3 separate regions of the Mus musculus genome follow, and regions 1 and 3 are each linked to region 2. Evidence: chromatin loops called from intact Hi-C (ENCODE). Cell type or tissue: left cerebral cortex. All regions are shown on one strand.

What was found. A loop is a pair of places that touch in the nucleus more often than their neighbours do. Peaks named below come from ENCODE experiments on the same cell type or tissue, not always from the same donor. Only the 100,000 strongest peaks of a DNase experiment are listed, where the experiment ranks them.
Region 1: it touches region 2 in a loop (8-fold over the local background); 24 of 42 quality-filtered maps call a loop at or near these places.
Region 3: it touches region 2 in a loop (3-fold over the local background); 2 of 42 quality-filtered maps call a loop at or near these places.

Annotation. Positions count from the first base shown.
Region 1 is chr2:61,983,050-61,991,049 of GRCm38, forward strand. No RefSeq gene overlaps it. Among named protein-coding and RNA genes, the nearest start is that of Slc4a10, 59 kb to the right of the region's middle. In left cerebral cortex, CTCF peaks have their summits at 4,272 and 7,172 (motif pointing right); a DNase peak (open chromatin) is centred at 4,095; H3K4me3 peaks cover 197 bases; H3K27ac peaks cover 1,558 bases.
Region 2 is chr2:62,282,105-62,290,104 of GRCm38, forward strand. Slc4a10 (solute carrier family 4, sodium bicarbonate cotransporter-like, member 10) reads left to right here. Exons shown (of 26, transcript NM_033552.3): 16 at 4,698-4,859; 17 at 6,604-6,717; 18 at 7,806-7,967. Among named protein-coding and RNA genes, the nearest start is that of Dpp4, 130 kb to the right of the region's middle. In left cerebral cortex, a CTCF peak has its summit at 3,933 (motif pointing left); a DNase peak (open chromatin) is centred at 3,161.
Region 3 is chr2:62,042,578-62,050,577 of GRCm38, forward strand. It overlaps Slc4a10 (solute carrier family 4, sodium bicarbonate cotransporter-like, member 10), which reads left to right and starts at 3,938. Exons shown (of 26, transcript NM_033552.3): 1 at 3,938-4,115. The coding sequence starts at 4,068. In left cerebral cortex, no CTCF peak of the experiment used is centred here; DNase peaks (open chromatin) are centred at 3,960, 5,277 and 5,713; H3K4me3 peaks cover 2,902 bases; H3K27ac peaks cover 2,426 bases.

The sequences.
Region 1 (8,000 bases), 300 kb before region 2:
TCTTATGACTTTCTACATATTTTAAGATGTTTATGGCAGAAATTATATACTGTGGTAGATGGAGCAGCAGACTAAGAAAAAACATTTATCATTGATATGCTACTGCTTACTTGTTTGTGACCTTGAGAAAACCAGAAACACTTTTTATTATCTCCAATATATGCATATTAGGCATGGTGTGATTTTAAACATAATTTTACCTCTCATCAAGAAAATTTCTCTTTGCAACAGATGGACACCACTACAGAAAACTACATCCATTAAAAAATGCATTGTGGAGCCCAGTCCCCATGGACACATCTACAGAGCACTCACACCTATGGCCTAGGGATCATTTATGGAAGAGAGGATAAGAAGATTTTAAGAGCCAGAGGATCATGAAATTTGTGCTATAGTAAGTAATAATAAGTATTGTATTATCTGTGTGATTGTGTCTCTTAATAATATCAAAGCTACACCCATTAAAATCTTACCATGAAAATGATTGGGGAAACATGACCTGGCACCAGTGGATTTACCAACATGTTTGGGAAAAGCCCATGAGGCCTTAATCCTATAGGAGGCACTATAGACAACATAGGAGAGCTGAGAGTCAGAGAGATGGTTGGTCTTCATCAGGGAATGGCACACCAATCTCTTGTCAAGTGCCAAATAATCAGCCTTAAAAACACTCATACAATTGACACTATAATTATATTAATATTGTAATTATATTTTAATCTCAAAAAATAAAATAAAAATTATAATATCTTTTCCCTTCTGTTTCCAATGTGGCTTATTTGGAAAGGACCCCTATATGATTAGTAGCAACTTTTTGTTTGAACTCCTTCTTGAATTATAAAAATTATGAAAACTAACACTGAGATGAATTTTTGTATGTTTATGTGGTACATGTGCATGTCTATGTGTTTGTTATGTATGTTTGGAAGCTTGGGGTCAGTGTTGGGTATCTTCCTCCATTTCTTTCCACCTTACTATGAGACAGGGTCTGAAGTCTACTGATTGGCATGGCTTGCTGACTATTAAGTTAAAAAGGTCCACCTTTCTTCACTCCACCCCCAGCAGTGGGATCATAGACACCTGAATTTCACACTTTTCCTGTGAGTGAAGAAGATATGAATTCTGCTCTATACATGCCTGGTAGAAGATTTACCAACCACAATTCCCCCCTTCTAAAAATATTATATTAGTTATCCAATTAATCCTGAGTTAGTATTAATCTAAATTTGAAAAAAAAATGTTGGAAAATGGCAGCTGGATTTCTACTTATATTTTTAATTCATAAGTATTAATTGGTTAGGCACTAATTCTGATAAACTATAATAATGAATGAATGATATTGTATGACTCACAAACAAGAACCAGGTTATATTTTGCTAGTCAAGCTTGAGTATACTGTTCTCTGCTAGATGAAAATATATCAATTCAAATGGTTAGAACAGTAATAACATTAGTGATTTGTTTAAACTTTGAAAGTCTTCATGTGATTCTGACAGTGAGAGGCTAAAAGGACTTGTATCCACAAAACCTAATTCACTCAGATATGCATTGCTGCAGATGGACCTCAGTTGGGTCCTCGATCCGCAGGAAAACTCGTCTTGGTTCTGGTTACAGGCAAGCAAGGAGTTGGCTGAGATGACAAACAGACAACGACACAGAGAGAGTATGTATCTGAATGTATTTTTTCCAAGCAAACACCAGACTTTTAATACAGAGGAAAAACAAGAAAGCTAGGCAAATACATCCACCAAGGTACAAGACACAAAACAAAGAAAATGCATACATAAAGGCTGGGGGAGCCAGGCGGTGTTTACAACTGAGATAGGAACAACCCTTAATTAAGACCAGCTAAACACAGGAGCCAGGTGAATGCTCTAATGCAATGCTAATCTATTGTTAAACCCACCACCAGGGGTCCTTTAGCAAGTACCTGATAATGTTATTCCTCTGGGCCTAGTGAAAAAAAAACGAGCACCAGGGGAATTCTGTTCTACTAACCCTTTCATGAATAATATTATAATTCTTTCTAAAACCACAACCCACCTATTTCCTAGGCCATTGTGTATTCCTGTGTATGGGTGTGACTCGACTATTGTTCTAAGTAATTACTATGTAGACTAGCCCTGAGCTTTCTAGCTCTTATTCAAGTAAATTATAATGCCTGATTATTTTCACTGTCTCTACTAGAGGTAAATTTGAATGTTACTGAGTAGGTAACATTCTTACTGAATTCCAAACTCAGGGTCGGCTCAAGGACTTTCTAGAACATTGGAACACCGGTGGAGGCTTAGCTATATGCCAAAATCAATCCTTAAAGGCACTTATAATAAAACAATACTGAAAGAGAGCACACAGATCCATACACCAGACTAACTCAGGTACAGGTTTGGAGCGTACATGCTATGGGAATGCCATGGTTCCAGGAGGCTAAGTTTCAGGGAGATTCTTTGCCTCAGGACTGCTTCCAAGTGTCTAGGTCTGTCACGCAAGTCACTACTTGGAGCGGATGTAGCAATGCATGATTCAGGTGAGTTCCTGGATTTGTAGAGTAATTCGTTATAAACATTTCACAGTCAGATGGAGAACTTCGTTAAAAGGGAAATACTTTTCAGTTACTATGTATTGACTATTATTGTGAATATATATATATATATATATATATATATATATATATATGTTTTTATTTAAGTTACAGATGGCAGATTCAGACTAGATGACAGGATAACCTGTGATCATTGGAAGTTTTTCAGGTGGTATGCTATTTATTTATTTATTTATTTAGGTTGAAGTGATTTTAAAATGTTGCATGCTTTGTAGACGTGCATGAGAAGAGGGCTGCTGGGTTTTTATTTTATTCACATTATGCATGCCAAATAAATTTTTCTTTCCTCACAAAGTTATACTATCTTTACATCTTTAAGTCTGTTGCCTTTCTAAGCATAATACCAAAGGCAAAAATCACGAATAAAAAAAAGTGATAGATTTACCATAAAAAATTTAAATCTTCCGTTTGACAAAGTTCAATATAAACAAAATAATTGACCATTGGGAAGAATGGTGTAACGCCTCCAGTGAACCAAGGGACCAAACCATGAAAACTACTCACAGTCCAAAAGCGCAGCGCTGTCTGTAGCTCTGAGAGCTGGAATTATGCTTATTGTTGAGATAAAGAGATTGAGATGTAGAGCTGTCTTTACTCACTAGTGAATTATGAGATAAACACTTGGATTGTCTGGCTCCTGAGACAATGTTTTAAACCTGTAAACCATACATATAAATAATCCTATAGGTTGAAAGACTTATACCAAGTACTGACAATGATGCTCTCTAGATAGTAAGAGTATTAAGATTTTGGTTTTACTTTTCTAAATTTTGACAGCAAAGGAAGTATAAGGTTTCTTCAAGTTACCTTTTGTTATATTAAGTTTTTTAAAGCATCATTAGGTATTTGCAAAAGAAAAGTGTCACACTTTTCATCCTCTTTTCATTCTTGATGAATGGTACACAGTGGGTAATTATCTTGTTTTTAAAATGACCAGTGGTTAGTATGTTATTGTTAGGCCAGCTTGAATGATATGTCATTTATAATTTCTATGTGAAAATTTTCTGGTCTCATTTGTTAAGCAAGTCATATGTCTTTCTTTCTTTAATTTTTTTCATACTTCTATTTATCTTCGGTTTGTGATTGTTTGTGCTGTATATTTTACCCCTTCCCACATTCATTCTGTTATAAAACAGTTTCTAGGGTTCATCTTTTCTTTTCCCTACACAAATGAAAATTTTGCTATTCTACTGGCACAGGACTTTTTGTGAAAATGTGTAACATTATATAACTAAACTGTTCATAATTCATTTAATTTTATTATTTGTTTACTAACTTCTATTGTTACATTTTGATTTCTGTAAACATTGGACCTTTTAGTTATGATCTTTTTGAGTGGTTGGAATTTTTCCTTTTGAGAAAATAATCTCTGTCTCCTCTGATTTCAGTCAGTCAGTTTATATTTGGAAGCATGGCACAGTTCTAGATGATTCAATCTGAAAGAACAAAAAAAGATTGCTGGCACGCATTTCTCCCGAGTGAAGCTCCAATAGATGCTTAGTGCATGATGAGCTTTCTATCTCTGTTAGGTGCATCGTGAAGTGCAAACCAGGCAGGGATCAGAGAACTTGAACTAATGGCATTATATTGTAAGAAAATAAATATTCTGAGGCTGCAGTACATGTCTGAATTATGATAGGTTTTGGTGTTTTGACTTGTTGTAGTTCTAGGATGTGAACACTGAGTGGCACTAAAGCCTAGGTCACAGATGAAATATTAATCCAAAATTTAAGATTCAGGGGTCTATTGATAGGTAAAATGACTTTGGAAAGTACAAATGGAATTTCTTAAAAGTATTTTGAGCATAAATAAAGAAGATACAAACGTTAGTTTTATAAGCAGCGTTTTGAGGAACTGGAACTTAACTTGTGTCTGCAATTTGTTAGAGGGGCAAAAGGCAAACTGCTCTGAAACATCAAAGAGAGCCTCTTCACACTTGCCTCTGAGGATTTCCTATTCTCTTCCTATTTGTGAGGAGGGAGAATACATTCTTAGAAGAGATCTACAGCTAGAGTGAACCTTGAAGTATGTGGAATTACAAATGCTTCTATGCCTAGATTTGTCGTTACACAGTAAATATCACTTCTAAAATCAAACCTAAGAGACAAATTCTGTGTGCTTGTACATTTTTCTGAATTTGGTAGTTTTTAATGGAATTAAAATAAAATTAGAAATTGGTTATTGGAATTTGGTTATTTTAGAAGAAAAAAAGATTCTTAAGTTTTGCTAGTTCTCTGAACTTGAACAAATAAACAAAAAAAAAAAAAGTAAGAAAAAGAAAAAGCACACATTCTGGAAAGAACAGTTAGAGGTGTTCGTCATCAAGTCTGATTACTGGACCCTAAGACTGTCCTCTACATATGCATCTGCTTGCTCTGACACACACACACACACACACACACACATGCATATATACACGTATGCACACACATATATAAGTATACACACATGTAAAAAAAAGTACAAAATAGCAGGCTTTCCTGTGCCCTTTAGATTATTCCTTCCACTCCTACTCCCTGCTCCTTTGTCCTTCCTCTCACCCTCCCCATGCACACATCTGCCCACAGTGGTCCTCTATCATTTCTACATTATGTGTTTTATTACCTTTCCTAGTGTACACACTCAAAGCTTATTTCCCATCTCATAGGCCTCTTTCTAGTTTTTTTGTTCTCTGCCAATGAAAGACCCACAACGTGAGGACTCTCCCACGTTCTGACTCAGGAGAGGCGACACCCCAAAATCACCAACGAGAAAACGGTCTTGTTGCAAATTGCAAGAGGATTTTTATTCAAGAGCGCTCTCGGGCCCACGGTCATACACCACGCAGGGGTAGAGGACTGTGGCGCCCCGAGTAGCTGGGTAAGGGGGTATTTAAAGGAAGAAACCGAAACTCAAGGAAGTGGGGAGGGCTTTGTTGGAAGATACCAAAGATACCAGTTAAGAGTCACAAGGAAGTGTAAAGTTACAAGAGTCACAAGGAATACCTGGTAATTGTTAACTCTCAAGACAGCTTCTAAGAGCCCCTAACAATAGCACATTTGCATTGCAGGTTCTGGTAATGGCCAGGGTGACTTTCTTTGAATGAGCACTCTTTGAACCCAGGAAGCGGGTGGGTAGAGGAATGTCGCTATCTCTTTTATGATTAGCATACCTTTACAAAGGCCACATTCCCAAGCCTGGGCCTAAAGGCCTAGAATTCTGTTTTTACGTTGTTATACTTTCACCAACACCTAAAAAATACAACTTTAACATTTAGAAACCAGAATTAGCATATGAAAAGATACACAAGGTATTTGTCTATTTTCATCTGAATATAGTAGTTTCTAATTCTATACATTATTTTGAAATTTTCTCAATTTTTCTTTATATTTATGCCCTTGGGTTCATTACCCACATTTTCATTATCCATTCATTTATGATGGACGTGTAGCTGATTCCATGTCCTAGCCATTGTCCAAAGAGAAGCAGTGACTATGGATGTGCAAGTATCTCTAGGCTGTAGAGTCATTTGGGTGTCTATCCAGGAGTGGTACAGCGGGGTCTCCTTTTAGTATTGAGCCTCCACACTGATCTCCATAGTGACTGTAAATTTTACTTTTCCACCAGTAACAATTAGTGATTCCTTCTCTTCAACATCTTTGCCCATATTTGTTGTAATTGCCTTTCTTGATTCTGACTGGGATGAGAAGGAACGTCAAAGTAGCTTTAATTTTCATTTCCTGGATGAGCAAAAATGTTGGATACTTAAAAATTATGCTTTGGCCATTTGTATTTCAGGTAGTGACTCCATTTGTAAATTCTTTGAGTTAGTTCTTATGTCACTAAGTTCTAATTATTGACTATTTTTATGACATATATCCTAGAGTGCATGCCACTTGTGTTCCTTTAGTCATTTCAGTATTTCATGTTTTAAATTAAGGTATTTAATTCTGTTTGAATTGATGTTTTTGTGTGTAAAAACTGAGAGATGTGAAACTAATTTCATTCTTTGGCAAGTATATATCCCATTTTCCAGGTTGTCTTTTGCCCAATATATATCTTTTAATACCCTTTATAAAAGTTAGGTGTTTGTAGCTGTGCTGGTTTATCTCTATTATGTTCGACTGCCCTGTGTGTCTTATTTTTGTGTCAGTATTACATTGTCTTTGTCACTATAATTTGTAGCATAGTTTGAGATCAGATAATGCAATACCTCTACCTATGTTCTTTCTGCTTTGGATTGCTTTGTCTACCCATGATCATTTGTGTTTCCATATGAATTTTAGGATATCCTTTAATAGATCAAATGTCATTGGAATATAATTGATACTCCATTTAGTCTGTAGACTACTTTTGGGGTAAAGCCATTTTCACAATAGTAATTCTGACAATACAGTAGTGTAGGTTTTTCTATCATTTAATGTCTTCTTCAATCTTTATATTCAATGTCTTTAAGTTTTTCATGTAGAGGTATTTCAGCCCCTTGCTAGGCTTATACCTGCATTTTTTTTTAAAAAAAAATCAACTGTATGGCATTTATTTTTAAAAAGATTCATTTTATTTGTGTGAGTACACTGTAGCTGTCTTCAGACACACCAGAAGAGGGCCTCGGATCTCATTACAGATGGTTGTGTGCCACCATGTGTTTGCTGGGAATTGAACTCAAAACCTTTGGAAGAGCAGTCGGTGCTCTTAACCACTGAGCCATCTCTCCAGCCCCCTATACCTGCCTTTTTAAAACAATTTACTGTTAGTGTATATAAAAGTTACTTATTTTTTTATGTTGATTATGTGCCTTGCATATTTTTCCTACTAATTTATTTATTCACTTTACATACATACCAGTGGAAGCCCTCTTTTTCCATTTCTCCAAGTTCCACCCTCACAAATCCCTTCCCCCCATTAATCCTTCCCTTCTCCTCAGAGAAGGGAAAGCCCCCTTATGTTCCAACCTCCCTGGGAAATCAAGTTGCAGCAGGACTAAGTATCCTCTCTTTCAGAGGCCCAACTAGGCAGTCCAGGTAGGGGAAGAGGATTCAATGGCATGCAACAGAGTTAGAGACAGCCCCCACTCCAGTTGTTAGGGGACCCACCTGAAGTCCAAACTGTACATCTGCTACAAATGTGTAGGGTTTCCTAGGTCTAACCTCTGCATTCTCTTTGCTTGGTGGTTCAGTCTCTGTGAGTCCTCATGGGGCCAGGTTAATTCACTGTAAGTTTTCTTGTGGTGTCCTTTACCCCTGAGAGTTGCTCAATCTTATCTCCAAGTCTCCCACATGAGTCCCTGAGCTCCACCTAATGTTTGACTGTGGGTCTCTGCATCTGTCTCCATCAGCTGCTGGATGAAGGCTCTCTGGAAACAGTTATGCTAGGCTCCTGTCTGCAAGTATAACAGAGTATCATTAACAGTGTCAGGGGT
Region 2 (8,000 bases):
GCTTTGTTTTAAAGTTCCCCAATTCAGATATCTGCCCATAACTGGGGCTTTTCATTCCTTTCTTTTCATAGACCTGCATCCCTCTGAAAGTTTACAGAAACAGAAGAAGGGTACACGTCAACTAAAAACATTAAATACTAATTAAAAGAAAAAGTTCTCTTTGTTTCTCAACAGATTCCTAACTTCTATTTTTATTCTGAATTCTACTAAAAAAAAAAAAGATAGGCTAGATCCATATTTCTACGTATAGTGGTTGAATTCTGTACCTGTGTTTTATTTCCTTATGCCTTTATTTGTAAATGTTTTCTCATGGGAACATTTCTCAGTTCTTACTCTTTACTTCATGTGTGAACATCTCTTAGACTCTGTATTCACAGGCTTCACTCATTTCTGTTCAGTGAAAACATAAAATTTGGGTAAAACCCAAGTGTTCTGCTTTAAAATAAGTATAAAAATCCCTGAGTAGCCCCACTTTCTTTCTGTTTCTTTCACTTATAATCATTACTATCCAAAACCTTTACCACCCTACCTACCTGTATGTTCTCAAATTTCTTTATAGCCATCAGCACAAACAAATTCTACTTCATTTGATTAATCACATACTATTTTAGTAAGTGATACAGTTAATGGAACATAGAAATATTTTGCTATAAAATCTCATAAGCCTTTAAATATATTATTTGAGAAGGATATGACCTTCTACCTTTATATATTGGGATTATAATATAATTACATTTCTCCCTCCCCTTTCTTTCCTGCAAGCGTTCCCATATATCCCTCCTTGCACTCTTAAAATTCATGGCCTCTTTTCTATTAGTCATATTACATGCATATATTAAATAGTTTAAGCTATGTCCAAGTATTCTTTAGAATAGTTGACTTGGAGATATTTTTGACTATACTCATGTATGCTTACAGAGTCAGAAATCTAAGTATACCAGCTTGCCATAAAGTTGAATTAAATAGCAAACATTTGAGTGAACATTGTTCAACATAATCATTTGGTGTTTATCAAACATTTGACCCTTTGATTTTGGTTCTTTCCCCTTACTGAGGTATATTCTGTTGTATATGTTCTTTCAGAATTAAAAATCAATTTACTTATTCTTGGTTTACAATTTAATCTTGACCTATATTTTATGATCTTTGTTTTCTCCTGCTCTCTGTCTCTCTTTAATCTTGACCTATATTTTATGATCTTTATTTTCTCCTGCTCTCTGTCTCTCTGTCTCTCTGTGTATGAGAGAGAGAGAGAGAGAGAGAGAGAGAGAGAGAGAGAGAGAGAGAGAGAGAGAGAGAGAACACATTAATGTTAAAATTTGTAGGTTACAAATTTTGCTTTTTACATCTAGGCATCTTGAAAACAGCAGAGCCCCTTGCGTTTCTTTAGAATAAACCTCCACTTACTCTTGTCTGCTGTTGTGGTCAACATTTATTCTTTTCAACCTATATTTCCCTAGAAAAGTAATGCAACCAGGGTTCTTGTTTCCAGAAAACCATTTAAATTAATCAGTAAAGGAAGTGATGGTGTGAACAAGAAAGGACAATGCAAATTTAGTGAGAAATTAGATCTGGGGTTGTGGTGGGGTCATGGTGAAATCATGGTGGAGTCATAGTGAGGTCATGGTAGGTGTGTAGGCAGTGAGTGGTGTGCTTTATCTACAAAGCTTCATTTTGGGTCACGTATTTCTATTTTCTCTTGATCACAAATTCAAAATAATCCAGTCTGAATTATTCAACCAAATTAAGTCATGTGTTGTTTTTCTCTAAATCATTTAATGCAAAATAGTAAAATTTATTCTATACATTAGCCAATCCAATTGATGATGTTAGCCACAAGTGAGTTATTTCAATTTTTTGCTTAAGAATTTTTAGTCAATATATCTAACAGTGTCTCCCTTTCCCCTCTTCATACAGAGCCTCCCACCTCTCTACCCACCCACCCTTTGAAAATAGAAGTTTTTGTACAATTAGAGGGTTATAAAAATATTTTAGATGCAAAACAAATTTAACACTTTATGCCTTATTTTAATTTTTAAAGTTCTCTACTATGAATTAATGTTACATAAGAAATGTCATATCATTTTCATCAGTTAATAGCAGATATTATTTTATTTCATCATAATATATCTTATAATTACTAACTTATACCTTGATAACTCAGTAAGGCAGAGAATCAAAATCAAAGGGCTAAATGTTTGGTAAACACCAAATGATTATGTTGAACTACGTTCACCTCACGTTTACTGTTTAATTCAACTTTATGGCAAGCTAATAGACTTAGACTTCTGTCTCTGTGCACTTACACAAGTACATCAGGAACATCTCAAAGCAAGGAGGGATATATGGAAATGTTTGGAGGAAGGAGGGGAGAGGGGAAATGTAATGGTATTATAATTATTGTTATTATATTGTAATTATATTTTAATTACATTGTAATTTCAAAAATCTTTAAAAACTAAAAAAGAAGGGAAAGTAATTATCAATTGCTTGAAATTTGTTTCAATGCTTTTTAGTCTCTTTCTATACATATATATATATATATATATATACATTTGAAAAGACATTAATAATTTCACATTCATATCTTCAAAATATACTAATAATTTCTATTTTAATTTTTACCAATTTATAGAATTGTTGAAATAGAATGTGTTGGAAGAGTAATTAGAATCTGTCAGCAAGTATCTTTTGAGTACTTACTATATTGTAAACCATGATAGACTAAAATGAAAGAAAGGCTTTGAAGTTTGTTTGCACGTCCAAAGGACTCCTTTTTCCCCTGTCTCTCTGTCTCTTCATTTCTTTGACTCTATCTCTGACTCTGTTTCTATCCCAAACCCCTCTCACTCTGTGTGTGTGTGGGGGGGGGGGGGTATATGTTGGACATGTAGATAGTATAAAGCTGAAAATAAATGTTGAATTCTGTAGTTACTTTTTACCTACAGAATTTACTTTTTAGAATCAGAGCCCCACCCTTGTTTCCTTGAAAAACAAGAAATAATAATACTTTACAGTTTGCTTTGAGTTGAGATAGCTAGCCTTGGCATTGGCGGTTATAGATAGGCAGTTGAATAATCTTTTCTTGCATCTGGCTTCTTAGGAGTAGAGCATCTGACCCACCTACATCCAAAGAATTCATAGAAGCCTTTCAGACATGCACAAAAGACTGCAGGTGCTCACAAATCACTATGTGCTGTGTGGGACTCCCACTTCCTCTGCTTAGACATCCTGGTGCACGTAACACTGCTTAGCAATTGTTCCAAGCATTTCTAAATGCACACAAAAAGAGACTGGAAATGTCAAAGATTTTTTTTCAAAATTTATTTATTAAGTTTAAGAAGGAAAATTAAAGCTATAAATAAGGCTAAGAGGTTTATTATTATTATTATTATCATTATTATTATTATTATGCAGTTCTTCAGTAGCTTAGTTTCTGTTCTCTGAATCATCTTAACATGAATAATTGAAATTTAGCTAATAATAAAGACAGTGTGGTGTCTGTTACATGGCTCTAAGTTATTCTGATTTTTCAAGAACCTTTAGACTCAGTACCTATGTCAAGAAGAAGTTGGTTGTTGCTTGCTTCCGGATGACAATGTGGCCACTTATTTATTTTAAATATTTCGGAGGAGTTTGTTTTATTCTAGAGTGAACTCAGGCGCTTGAAGTTTGGTTCAGTGAAAACAGCATATCTCTAAATTTTCTTTGACTATTCCACAAAGCAAGTCTTGTTCAGGGTCACAATACCTAGATGAATAAAAATTTTCCTGGCTTCTTTAAGCTGATATTTTCTATTTGTTTTGAATACAGTAATATAATTTTTAGAATATGAACGTTTTCCAAGATGACTTAGAAATATTTTTTCCTTTCAAAATATTTAATGCTTACATAAAATGCTGTTTTTCCCCCTTGAAGTTCTTTTTGACTTTGCTGCCACCTAATGGCTAAGACAGTAATTAATTTTTTTCTTTTTCTTTTTCTTTTCTTTTTTTTTTTTAACCTTTTTTTCCCCTTAAAAAACAAAACATAACAAACAAACATAAAAGCAGAAGAAATTCCGTGGGAAAGCAGAGCAAGCATGACCCTCTCCTTGTTCATGTAGGAATTTCTTTATCATTTCTTATTTGAATTCAACAATTACCGTATACGATTCAAATTTCCATTTCTTTAAATATATATCATCATTTTTGTTATCTTTCATAGCCTTCTTAGTATTGTTGAACTAGTTTTTAAAAATAATTACTGTTCTGCACTAGTCTATAATGCCTACCACAAGAGCGGTGCATGTACCCAGCTCTACCACATAGCATTAGTGAGGCTGAAAAAACATTGCTTAGTTTCTCCATGTCTCAGCTTTCTCTGGTATCAAATATAAATGAAAATATCTGTCTATGGTGTTGGTGTGAAAAAAACTAAAATGACATATTTAAATGCTTTATTATATTTCTGATGTTAGTACAAACTACATTATCAAACTTATCACATTTAAAATATATCTGTTATCTTGAACTTAATCGATGTCAGATTTAAACCCTATCCAAGTAGAACTTGAAATCAAGTGTCATACCTCTTAAGTTCTCTGTGGGAGCCATGGGTGAGCAGTCTAGGTGTCTCAGCTGCGTTTGATAGGGTGTTAGTTTTCTGAAAGAAATGCACTAAGTGTTCTTTACCAGTTGTGTTTCCCTTCCTCTCAGGAGTGCAGATCACTGCACGGGGAGTATGTCGGGCGAGCCTGTGGCCATGGCCACCCCTACGTGCCAGATGTTCTCTTCTGGTCGGTGATCCTGTTCTTCTCCACAGTTACCATGTCAGCCACCCTGAAGCAGTTCAAGACCAGCCGCTATTTCCCAACCAAGGTACTTGGGTTTAAATATTTCTGATCCAAATATAAACTAAATATTCTACATGCTCAAGGTTAGGGGAGAGTTACTGATGGAATGACATGAACTGGTAGAAAGGTTCTGAGAGAACTGGCAAGCTAGATTTAGGTCCTAGAACAGGGCTGGGAAGAAGCCCTTTGTGACATAGCTACCAGAGGTGGCACAAGCTCTTCTGCTTTCCTTCAAACTGAAAGGTCAACACTTCCCTTCCCATGTACAGATTTGGAAAGTCAAAGCATAGGCCATATTAGTGATTGTCACTTTCTTTCCCAGGGAGCAGTGGGGCCTATGCCAGCCTGACAGGAACCAGTGTTACAGTCTCTACATGGAGAAGCCTGGCACTGTGCACTAGGACACAATTTTCTTTTCTTTTTTTAAATGCATCAGTCCTTTACCCTAAGCCACCATGCTTGTATCTGTATATTTGAGAAAGGAAACAGGGAATCAACTGAGTTCAATATTTAACACTACAACATAAAAATCTGTGAGGTCTGAGTCCACCATGAAAAGGTCCAGGATGAGATTTAACAAACACACACACACACACACACAGACACAGACACACACACACACACACTCAGACACACACACACTCAGACACACACACAGAGGAAACAAATGTTTTTCAGACTGAGGTAAATATCTCAAAAAAATTCCACTTTGGTAAACAAGAAGAGTTCCTTCCAGAGACTGCTGCTTTTTCGGTCACTATCTTCTTCACGAAAGTTAACAGGCTTATCTCCTCCACCTTTCAGCTGAACCATTCTCTATGTCAGAATCTAACGACTTTGTTCATGGGTTGCAACAGCATACTAATAGAAAGCAAATGTTACTGATAGTTTTTAAGAGTAACTACTCAAAAATGTCCTTGGAGAGCTTGGGAGATGGCGTAGTCTGTGAAGTGCTTGCTCTGTAAACATAAGAACCTAAACCCAGGGTCCAAGAACCTATGGTAAAGGGCTGGGGGTGGGGGTGGGGGTGCCGGAGAGCTGGGTGTATTGGTGCACACCTGTGGTCCCAGAGATCACAGTGAGATTGCAGGGGGAAAGAGGTGAATCCTTCGTGTGCCTTTGCCTGAGCTATTGGATGAGGTTCCAGGCCAGTGAGAAATGGGGCCAGCATCTCAGGAGGTTTTTCTCTGACTTGCACATGTGCACCATGAACTGTGCACCACTGCACAATGGCTTTCTACAATGAGAAATGGTTTGAAAAATGGCTTATATAAAGTTCATTTTATATCAAAGAAATTTTTAAATTTGCCTACATCATTGTGTATATTAGTAATTGTCATACCTTAAGTAATTAAAACACGCTTCTTTAATAAAAGCAGGTAATGCCATTTAGTGGTCCTTTGGATTCATAATGTTAAAATATAATGTGTATTCAAGAGACCTAAAATTCACCTGATGCAGGCCAGACAACTTTATTCTGTGTTCCAAATTTTCACATACTTGGGTTTATAATAGATACTTTAAATGAATATGAAAAAGAAAATGACCACCATTATTTCAGTTCAATAAATCTTTATTCTGAAAAAGTGTGGGTGAGAGACATAGATGTATTCAGACTGTAGCATAGCATAGCTAATGATACTATGTTACAATGTGCATACGGAGTAACATCATGATATTATGTCACAGCGGTCATATTCAAGACTGCTCCTGAATATTTCTAGTTATTTATAGCTCCCTCAAAGTAACAATATTTTCATTATTTTTAGGTTCGATCCATAGTGAGTGATTTTGCGGTTTTTCTTACAATTCTGTGTATGGTTTTAATTGACTATGCCATTGGGATCCCATCACCAAAACTACAAGTACCAAGCGTTTTCAAGGTGAATTTATCTAGCATGTAACATCTATCTGCTTTTCTATTCCTCTGTATCTAATAGATGATCTGTGACCCAGTATAAGAAACTTTTATGAGAACATGAGCAATATGCATTAATAGATTAAGAAATAAATTGTTGTCTGGTATTAAAAAGAATAATAAAATTGAAACTTCAAGACTGCTTAAACATTTCCTATCACCCATTAGAGTTGAAAGATATGCAAACAGTACAGCATGCCTACAAACCAAGGAAGCATTCTGAAACTGAGGGACATGCATTTTTGTGAGGGAAAACTGCAGAGTGAATAGGGTTTGAAAAACAGATACTAGGCTTGGGATAAGTATACCAACCATATTATGATGGCAGGACAGCCCTTGATGCCAGCAAATTTACTGCCTCAGCCTGTTTTCTCATCTGTCAAACAGAGCTAGGGACTTAATCGGAGAATCATTTGCTGTCATAATGAATTCCTCTGGGACTCATTTCCAGCAGCAGCCCTGTTTTGAACCTTTTGCTGAGCTTATGATATGGCTCAGTTTCTGGTTTTTTGTTTTGTTTTGTTTTGGTTTTCATTTTTCATATAGTAGCCTGTGCACACACCTGAAATAAGTTACTATATTACACCAAAACCTTCTATTTATATATCCACTAAACTAAAAGAAAGCTCTGCCTTGTTTCTAGCATAGTGTACAATGTGCAATCTTAAATGTAGACAAATTTGCATACAGTAAATAGTAGGTATTGGTGTTACTTATTAAATACAGGTATTGATTGAGAATGATGTTTTAATTAGTCTGCTGGAGTTAAAATTTGACCTCAATTAATTATTAACCCTGGAACCTTAGACAACTTACTACGGCACTCTATGCCTCAATTTCATCCCTACTATGCTATGAAGAGAAAATGGGTTAAAAGATAAGACACTCAGAGGGGTGTCCTTAGTTATGTGAATGCTCCGCGAGTTTATTACTTAGTGAATGCTCAGCCAATCACTTCATAATTAAGAGTTCCATGTTTATATCTGTATGACTTAGTTTGGTTAGGTATTCATCAATCTTGCTACTGATATCTATGGTTAATTTTTTTCTCAGCCGACCAGAGACGACCGTGGCTGGTTTGTTACACCTTTGGGTCCAAACCCATGGTGGACAATCATAGCTGCCATCATCCCAGCTTTACTCTGTACTATTCTGATTTTCATGGACCAGCAGATTACAGCTGTCATCATCAACAGAAAAGAGCACAAGCTAAAGGTATGTATTTAACATCCATTATAATACAAATGA
Region 3 (8,000 bases), 240 kb before region 2:
ATCTGTAATGGGATCTGATGCCTTCTTCTGGTGTGTCTGAAGACAGTGACAGTGTAGTCATATAAATAAAAAATAAATAAATCTTTAAAAAAAAAGAAAACAGTTTTTTTTTTGAGTCAGGTAAATTCAATGCAGTGCTTTGATTGATTCATCTTACAAATCAATAAAATATGTTTTAAATTGCTCAGAACATCTGTACGTGTCCCAGTAGATATAGACTTGCTGGGACAGAGCATAAAGAGAGGATATAAACAGTGCTGGATGCGCTACCAGATGCAAAATGTTTTAAAGTCATTGCCAGCCTAATGTTCAGATATTTTATATTAAAAAAGCAAGGGACTTTGAGATCCAAGCTAGAAATCCAATACTTAAAAAAAAAAACCTGAAAAATAAATCTTTTTTTTTCAATATTAGTGTTGGTAGTAATTTCTAGAACCCAGTGTTTCCTTCAAATACATTAGATGGCCTCTTGTGCAAGGTAAACATTGTGTTAATGGGAATATCTTATTCCTAGATCTTAAAATAGCAAAAAGAAGTAGGAACTGAGAGTACACTGAGTGCAGTGTGGTTTGTACACTTGAGAGAGGAGATGAACTTGAGCTCAGCAAGAGGCTCAGGATGCAGGACAGATCATGGAAGGAAGCTCACACAGAGATTATTTCTCTTTCCTTACCAACAAAGGGATTGGTTAGGACAGGGCAGCTAGAGATGAGGTTAGCTCATTGTTCAATGCTTTCCCTAGTGCCTCTTTCTAAGCTGGACTCCGGCTGATCCCTACTCTCATTTCATTCTTCAGAGAGGAAAATTCCACTTTAATATTGCTGCAGATGACAGGAAAAATATCATTAGTAAACACAGTATCTGAAACTTAATAGAATGAAAATAAGACTATTGTCACATTCTTGTAGGGTGTATAGAACATTACTTTATTTCCTTTGATGAACTGAGTCATACAGTTCTTAATATGATGCTTCCAATCTGGCTGTTAGGCTTCAATAGATTCTTACTGGATTTCTAAGCAAGAGAAGCCTATTTTTAATCATCTAGGTCAGTTCTCAACCTTCCTAATGCTGTGGCCATTTAATACAGTTTCTCATGTTGTGGTGATCCCAACCATAATTTTTTTTTTGTGACTGTAATTTTGCTTCTGCTCTGAATTGTGATGTAAATACCTGATATGGGGTAGTGCCCCACAGGTTGAGAACTGCTGATCTAGGCTTAAGGGGAAATACTATGGATTAGGAATTATACAGAATTCACTTTCGAGCAAGTTTCAAAACGGAAACCCCCGGATAATTTACCTCCTAGCCTCCACCAAGAATGTACAGATAAGATATACTCATGCATTTCATATTTCCTTATGCAGTTTGGAATTTCTCTTCTCTTTTATTTCTCTTTACCACCAGAATTTTGAAACCAATGATACTGTGCTAGAAGACTGTTTTCTTAGTAAAAATTCCATTACCTAGTGATGAGTGAGCACTCTCTCTCCAGCTATTGCTCGTTTTATATGAGTTGGTTAGGGTATTTATTGATCCACTATCTCAGGCTTTGGCCATTAACTTTAAGATATTTTATGAAATAGATATAGTAGGTTAAATGAGGATAATTTCCTTTTTCTTCTTTCATTTTTCTAGGCAAGTATTTCATGCTTTTGGATCAGAGATATATAGAAAGATAGGATTTTTAAAAATTTATATTACACTATTTATTACTATTGTGTTATATTTCGTGTATATCTGTGAGAGTTTGTTTTCTCCTTCTACTCTGAGTGTTCTGGGAATGTAGTCTGTTCCTTCGGCTTGATGGCAAGCACCATTTCCTGCTGAGCCATCTTATTGACCTTGAGCTTTAGCAGTAGGGTCTGGTGACTCCTATTACACTGGAACTGTTGGTAGAGTACCAAAGCAATGGTTGTTCCAGCAAAGCACATTCAGAGTTTATTAATACATATTGTAGAAAATGATGATTAATAGGAATTTAAATGCAATTTTGTTTTTATTGTCTCACTTGGAATTAAGAGTCAGAATTTTGGGGGCTGGCGAGATGGCTCAGCAGGTAAGAACACTGACCTCTCTTCCAAAGGTCCTGAGTTCAAATCCCAGCAACCACATGGTGGCTCACAACCACCCGAAATGAGATCTGACATCCTCTTCTGGTGTGTCTGAAGACAGCTACAGTGTACTTATGTATAATGATAAATAAATCTTTGGGCAGGAGGGAGCAGGGACTGAGCGAGCAGAGGTCCTAAAATTCAATTTCCAACAACCACATGAAGGCTTACAACCATCTGTACAGCTACAGTGTACTCATATACATAAAATAAATAAATCTTTAAAAAAGTTTTAAAAAAAGTCAGAATTTTCTTCATTATGTTTAAATTAATTTAGAAAAAATATAAACTAGGTGACTTAGGATTAGTTACTAAATAGAAATTAATGTTCAAAGGACAGTTTTATTATGTTATTCATATAAATCATTTCTGATTGTTTGTTACGGTTATGTGTGTGGGTAGGAACACTTACTTACTCATCAATTTTTTTGTAGAAAATCAAGTTGAGCCCACTTATTCCTAGTCAAATATCTTAAGATTCAGTTCCATTGTATAATCTAAATGTCCTATGAACAAAACTGTTACTCTTAACATTACAGTATAAAAACTAGTAGTTTCCCAGAAAGCAATAAAAACTTATTTTAAGAATTGTATTGAAGATGAAAAAGTTATCCATAATTCCATCTACAATAAGAGATATATAAACTTTAGTGTATTATTAATATTATTTTATGTAAATTCCCACCATTAAGGATTATAAAATCTGGTGGCTTTTTAAGTTTATAATAAATTATAGCCATCCTCTTTTAGCTCCTAAGAGATTTTTATTTTTATATACTTTAAACTTTTATATTCTTAGTCTGAGGTCCAGGGATAGATGGATTTCATTACTTAAAATAGATACAACCAGGAACTGTTTTGGCCGCCCCCTATAATCTCAACATTTAAGACTAAGAGACAGGACGATAACCATTTCAAGGCTACTCTTTGCTTCTTACTGAGACCCTCTCTCAAAGACCTAAGAGATGGACATACAGCTCAGCGGTAAATATTTGCCTAGCATATCTGAAGCCCTGGGGTTGACTGCACATTCAGAAGACAGATCCCATAATTAATTTCAAGAAATATGTATGCAAAATGAATTCCATAATTATTTAAAGAATGTGTGTGTAGACCATCGCCAATGTCTTTTTTCTAATGGTGTTCTTTGACTCCTCTCCTTCCATGAATTACTTAACTAGTTAAGGCAAGGAATATATGCCTAAGCTACTGATCAGATTTGCCACCTTTTAATTGACCTTTAATATATTTTAGTCATTGCTATTGCTATTGTCAGAATATTTTCCATTCCTGTCTGTTTTGAGAGACAAATTTTAGAAAAAAATCCTTTTTAATAGTGTATGACTTGCCAGTTTCTCACAATTTAAACATAGTAAATGTCTATTTTACCACTTACATTTTTAAGTTAGTGAATGGTTCAAGCTCACTGACATTCTAATTTTGAAGTCATATTACCTCAAATATCATACTAAATGATAGTAGGTAAGAGAACTCCTATTTAGACTTTGCATTGACATCACCATATTTGAACTATTATTTCCTATTGGATTCTGGAATGCAGTGAGTGTCTTAAGGTGTCAAAATCAGACTGAACTGGTTAGAGGCCAGCATGAACTCATTTGTTTAAGAAGTTATCATCTCAGGCAAAATTCTCACTGCCCTTTGGACTTGTAGCATCATCGTCTGTACTTTATACAAGTATCCAGGTGTGGGCAGTGATTCAGGGCTTGGGGATCTCTCTTACCGGCCCAAGGATTCAAGGCAATCAGTGCAAAACCTGGCCAGCAGCCCGAGTGAGTAGGAGCCATGTGACTCTGGTGAGTTGGAGTGTGCAGTTGCCTCCTGCTTCAGAGCTACCTGATCCGAATACTAAGCAGAGCGAGTGCCCGGCTGAGTGGAAGACACTGAAGACACTGCAGAGCAAGGTGCTTTTTTTCCAGAGGTGTTACAGAACATGGAGATTAAAGACCAGGGAGCCCAAATGGAGCCGCTGCTGCCTACGGTAAGAGACAACCTGCTGTCAAATAGATTAACCGCTTTGCTGCTGAACCTGTCAGGCAAGTGGTACGCTGCTAGGTGCTGGCAGAGTGTACTTTTGGGGTGGTGGATAGCTCCCACAGCATATGGACAGGGTCTCCTCCCATCTCCGGAGACCAAAATGCTTAAAGCAGAGCACATGCTTTTTTTTTTTTTTTTCCCTCCTCAATATGGATGCAGCATGGTGATGAAATGTCTCATATTTGTTGCTGTTTGAAGAAATGGCTAGGGTTTAGCAGCAGGGACAGTTATGTGTCTTTCTCTCTGCCTGCTATTGCTTATCTTTCTGTTTCCGAAGATTTGCAGTGCTGACTCAAGCTCCTGCAAAGAACCCCCAAACCCCCTTATCCTATTTAGCCCTTAATACATTTCTTCCTGTGCTCCATCCTCAGGCAGTGAGGTGAGGGAATCTGCTGCTGTTTTGAAGCTCTAGAGATTTGATCTCAGCAGAAAACGGGAAAAGGGTCGTGTGTGTGTGTGTGTGTGTGTGTGTGTGTGTGTGTGTGTGTGTGTGTGTGTGAGTGTGTGTGGTCTGTCAGTTCTTTCTCAAATGGACGTGTGCCACAGTTCGTGTATGTGGAAGGTATGCGCTTTTGGAGACAGGCATACTATTCACATATGAGTATCTGAAAGGTTCCTGAACTGTCATTTGACATTAGCCCATTTGTTTATCGCTGGGTCCGTTAGCCGCCTGCTTGATTTAATATTTGGTGTGATTGATTTGCCTGTCTTCTACACAATCCCTCTGTCTGGCGCACAGACTTTGACTTAAGGCAGCATCCCTTTTAGTCTGGGGCAGCTCAAGGGAGGCGTGGGTGAGGGGTGGGAGGAGGTCAGTATATACATGGTGAAGCGGAGATGCCAAACGTTAGCTCCTAGCTTTCTATCAGCGTGATCATTGCTCAGAACAGCAGAAATCTCCGCAGCACCAAACCATGTAAGAGAGAAGCTCTTCGGTTGTGACCCACCTTGCAGACTAGGACCGCTGTAAACTGTCCTTTTCCAAATCCGTTCTCATCTTTCTAATACACAGTTATGTGATTCCGTAGAAGGATAGAGCAATTTCTGGGCCGCTGATTTAGGGCCTTAGGCTGCAGCCGGGTTCTAATGCCGCAAAAAAAGATCCCGGTTTGCTTCCTGCATCAGCTGTGGCTACTGAGCATGCCCAGTGTTCCCCAGGACACCAGGTTTGGATAGGGAGGGAGCAGAGAGGTGGGAAGAACACCAGTGTCACCACGAAGAACAGAGCCTAAATTAAGAGCAAGGACAGTGGTGGGGGGTGGGAAAGGGTGTCAGATAATTGGCCAGCACTGTCGTAAAGCTAGAGCCATTGTGTGTGTGTGTGTGTGTGTGTGTGTGTGTGTGGTATTTAAAAAAAACGAGTAAAAGATTTGTGTACCTTCTTAACTTGAATAGATACATAAATCGTGCTTCTGTGGTTATTCGGAATAAATAGTCTTAATGATACCAGGAGCTGTTTGTTCTGTAAACGACAGGAACTATACACAGGAATTACAGGATGGAGATTTAGGAAAGATTAAATATAGGGGGGAAAATCCCTTTTGTGGCAGGGGAGTGGATGGGGGTTGGGACTTGTCCTAGAAAAGCAGGCTGAAGCCAGTTTGATGTGGCTTATGGATTGTCACTTGGTGGGAGCAGTTAAAGGATTTAAGACCAAATGAGGATTATCTGCAGGGGTTTAGAAATGGATGACTTTACTGGGCTATGGGTTTGTGGCTTAAAAGAGCAAGGAACATAAAAGTTTGGCTAGAAAAGAGGAACTATCATAGAAAAGAATTAAAGGCCACATTTAAAAGTTTTCATTTCCTTGGTGTTAATGGATAATATAGAATAGTTTTACAGGTTAATGGTAACACAAGAACCATGTTAGCAATATGTTTTTAAAAAGCCTAAAAAATTAGGAAAAAATGGTGGTTTTGGCCCGATTTTATATTTGTATAGTGTTGTTTTTAACTTCTCCAATTGCTTTAATCAATAGAAAAAAAGGTCATTTCTGCTATGTAATAAATAAGAAATTGAGGCACATGGAGTCCAAATAAAATGTTGAAGGTTACATTGTAAGGAAGCCAGGCTAGACTATAGATCTTCAAAAACTAGTTAAAAAAAATCACTCAATATTTTTGTGTTAGATTTTTTCATTATAATTTTTGTTTTTTATTAGATATTTTCTTCAATTACATTTCAAATGCTATCCCAAAAGTCCCCTGCCCTTCTCCCCAACCCACCCACTCCTGCTTCATGGCCCTGGCATTCCCCTGTACTGGGGCATATATAGATTTTTTTTTTTTTAAATCAGGCTTACTGCAATCAGTTTCCAGTCTCTTTTTATGTATGTTTATACACACACACACACTGTGTATGTTTATATGTATATAAGTTTATATTTATACATTTATATGTATATCTATATATACATATGAAGAAAAAGCAATATTATTTAGGAACATATTATATTGAGGCCTGGTATTTCTTTTTTTTTTTTTTTCGTGTAACCTTGGAACACTTAGGTCTTTCAGTTTACAACTGAAAAATGGAAATGCTATGGTATATGCCTTTTCATTTCATTTTTAAAAATATTTGTTTCTTTATTTCTCTGTATGTAGGGTGTAACTTCACTGCACATGTGTGGAAGTCAGAGGACAACTTGTAAGAGTCAGTTCTCTCCTGTCACTGTGGGTCCTTGGTATTAAATAAGCTCAGGTTCTTGGGCCTGGCAATAGTCACCTTTGTCAACTTATTTATCTCACAGGTCTAAGGCCACATTTTAAATGTACTTTGACTATATAGGTTAGCTGTAGAAGGATAGTGACTCATTCACTTAGCTGCCTCTGGGCAGAGATCTGTCTATTTTATTATTTTATTTGTGAAAAAGTAGATAAGGTTATCTTAGGAAATGGAAAATGTTAGAAAAAGAGAACATGGATTGTCTAAGTAACATTTTTATTTAATTTGATTTATAATCTAAGTTATAATTTTAATTTAAAACAAACTTATTACACATTGCTGCTTTGGAAGACATGTATAAGTAATGAATCCCAAGTCTTACTTGAGTATCTATTCTAGAAAGGTAGACTCTAGGAATAATGATATGCACAGGGTATTGTTTGTGAGAAGGGGAGGGGATCAAGAATCTACATGTTGTAAGCTTATGGTAAAAGTTTTGAATTCAGATTAAGAAAGTAGGATAGTTTAAAAAGGGAAGAAAAAAATCTGGTCCAAGCAGTCAGTCTAATCAGAGTTAGAATGTATGGTTATCTGTTTATGACATCCTTTTAGTTTAGGCTTTGATGATGGCTGCTTCAGCTGTACCTACATCTGATCGACAGGTGTGCAGTTCAATGTACTGAATGTGAATGGAGACATGTGAGCACACTTTCAGCTCCACTCTTCTCATGTCTCAAAGGGCATAAGGCAATGCTGCTTTCTGAGTGCTGCCACAGCAGTCTCTTCAGTGAGTGCTGGCTAAGATTCACTACGCACGCTGACACTTGAACCTAGGAACTCACACACTGAAGTAAGCTCTACTACTGAAACGCATTCCGGTCCTGTGTTATATTTTTAGATAAAGAAATGTAAGTTGAAGATTTGATTGTTTTTTTCAAACAGTGTTATTCTGCAATCCAGACTGGCCTCAAACTCAAGGAAATTCACTTCTTCAGCATTGGAAGGAAGGGCTGGAGTTGCAAATATATGCCATCACACCTGGCTTTAATGCTTTTGTCGTAAAAATTGCCTCACATATTCCTCAAAACTAAGGGTATGTTAGTTTTCTTTAGGAACAAGGAATAATTCATTTATAATCCCACTTACCATATACCACGTGCCCTTC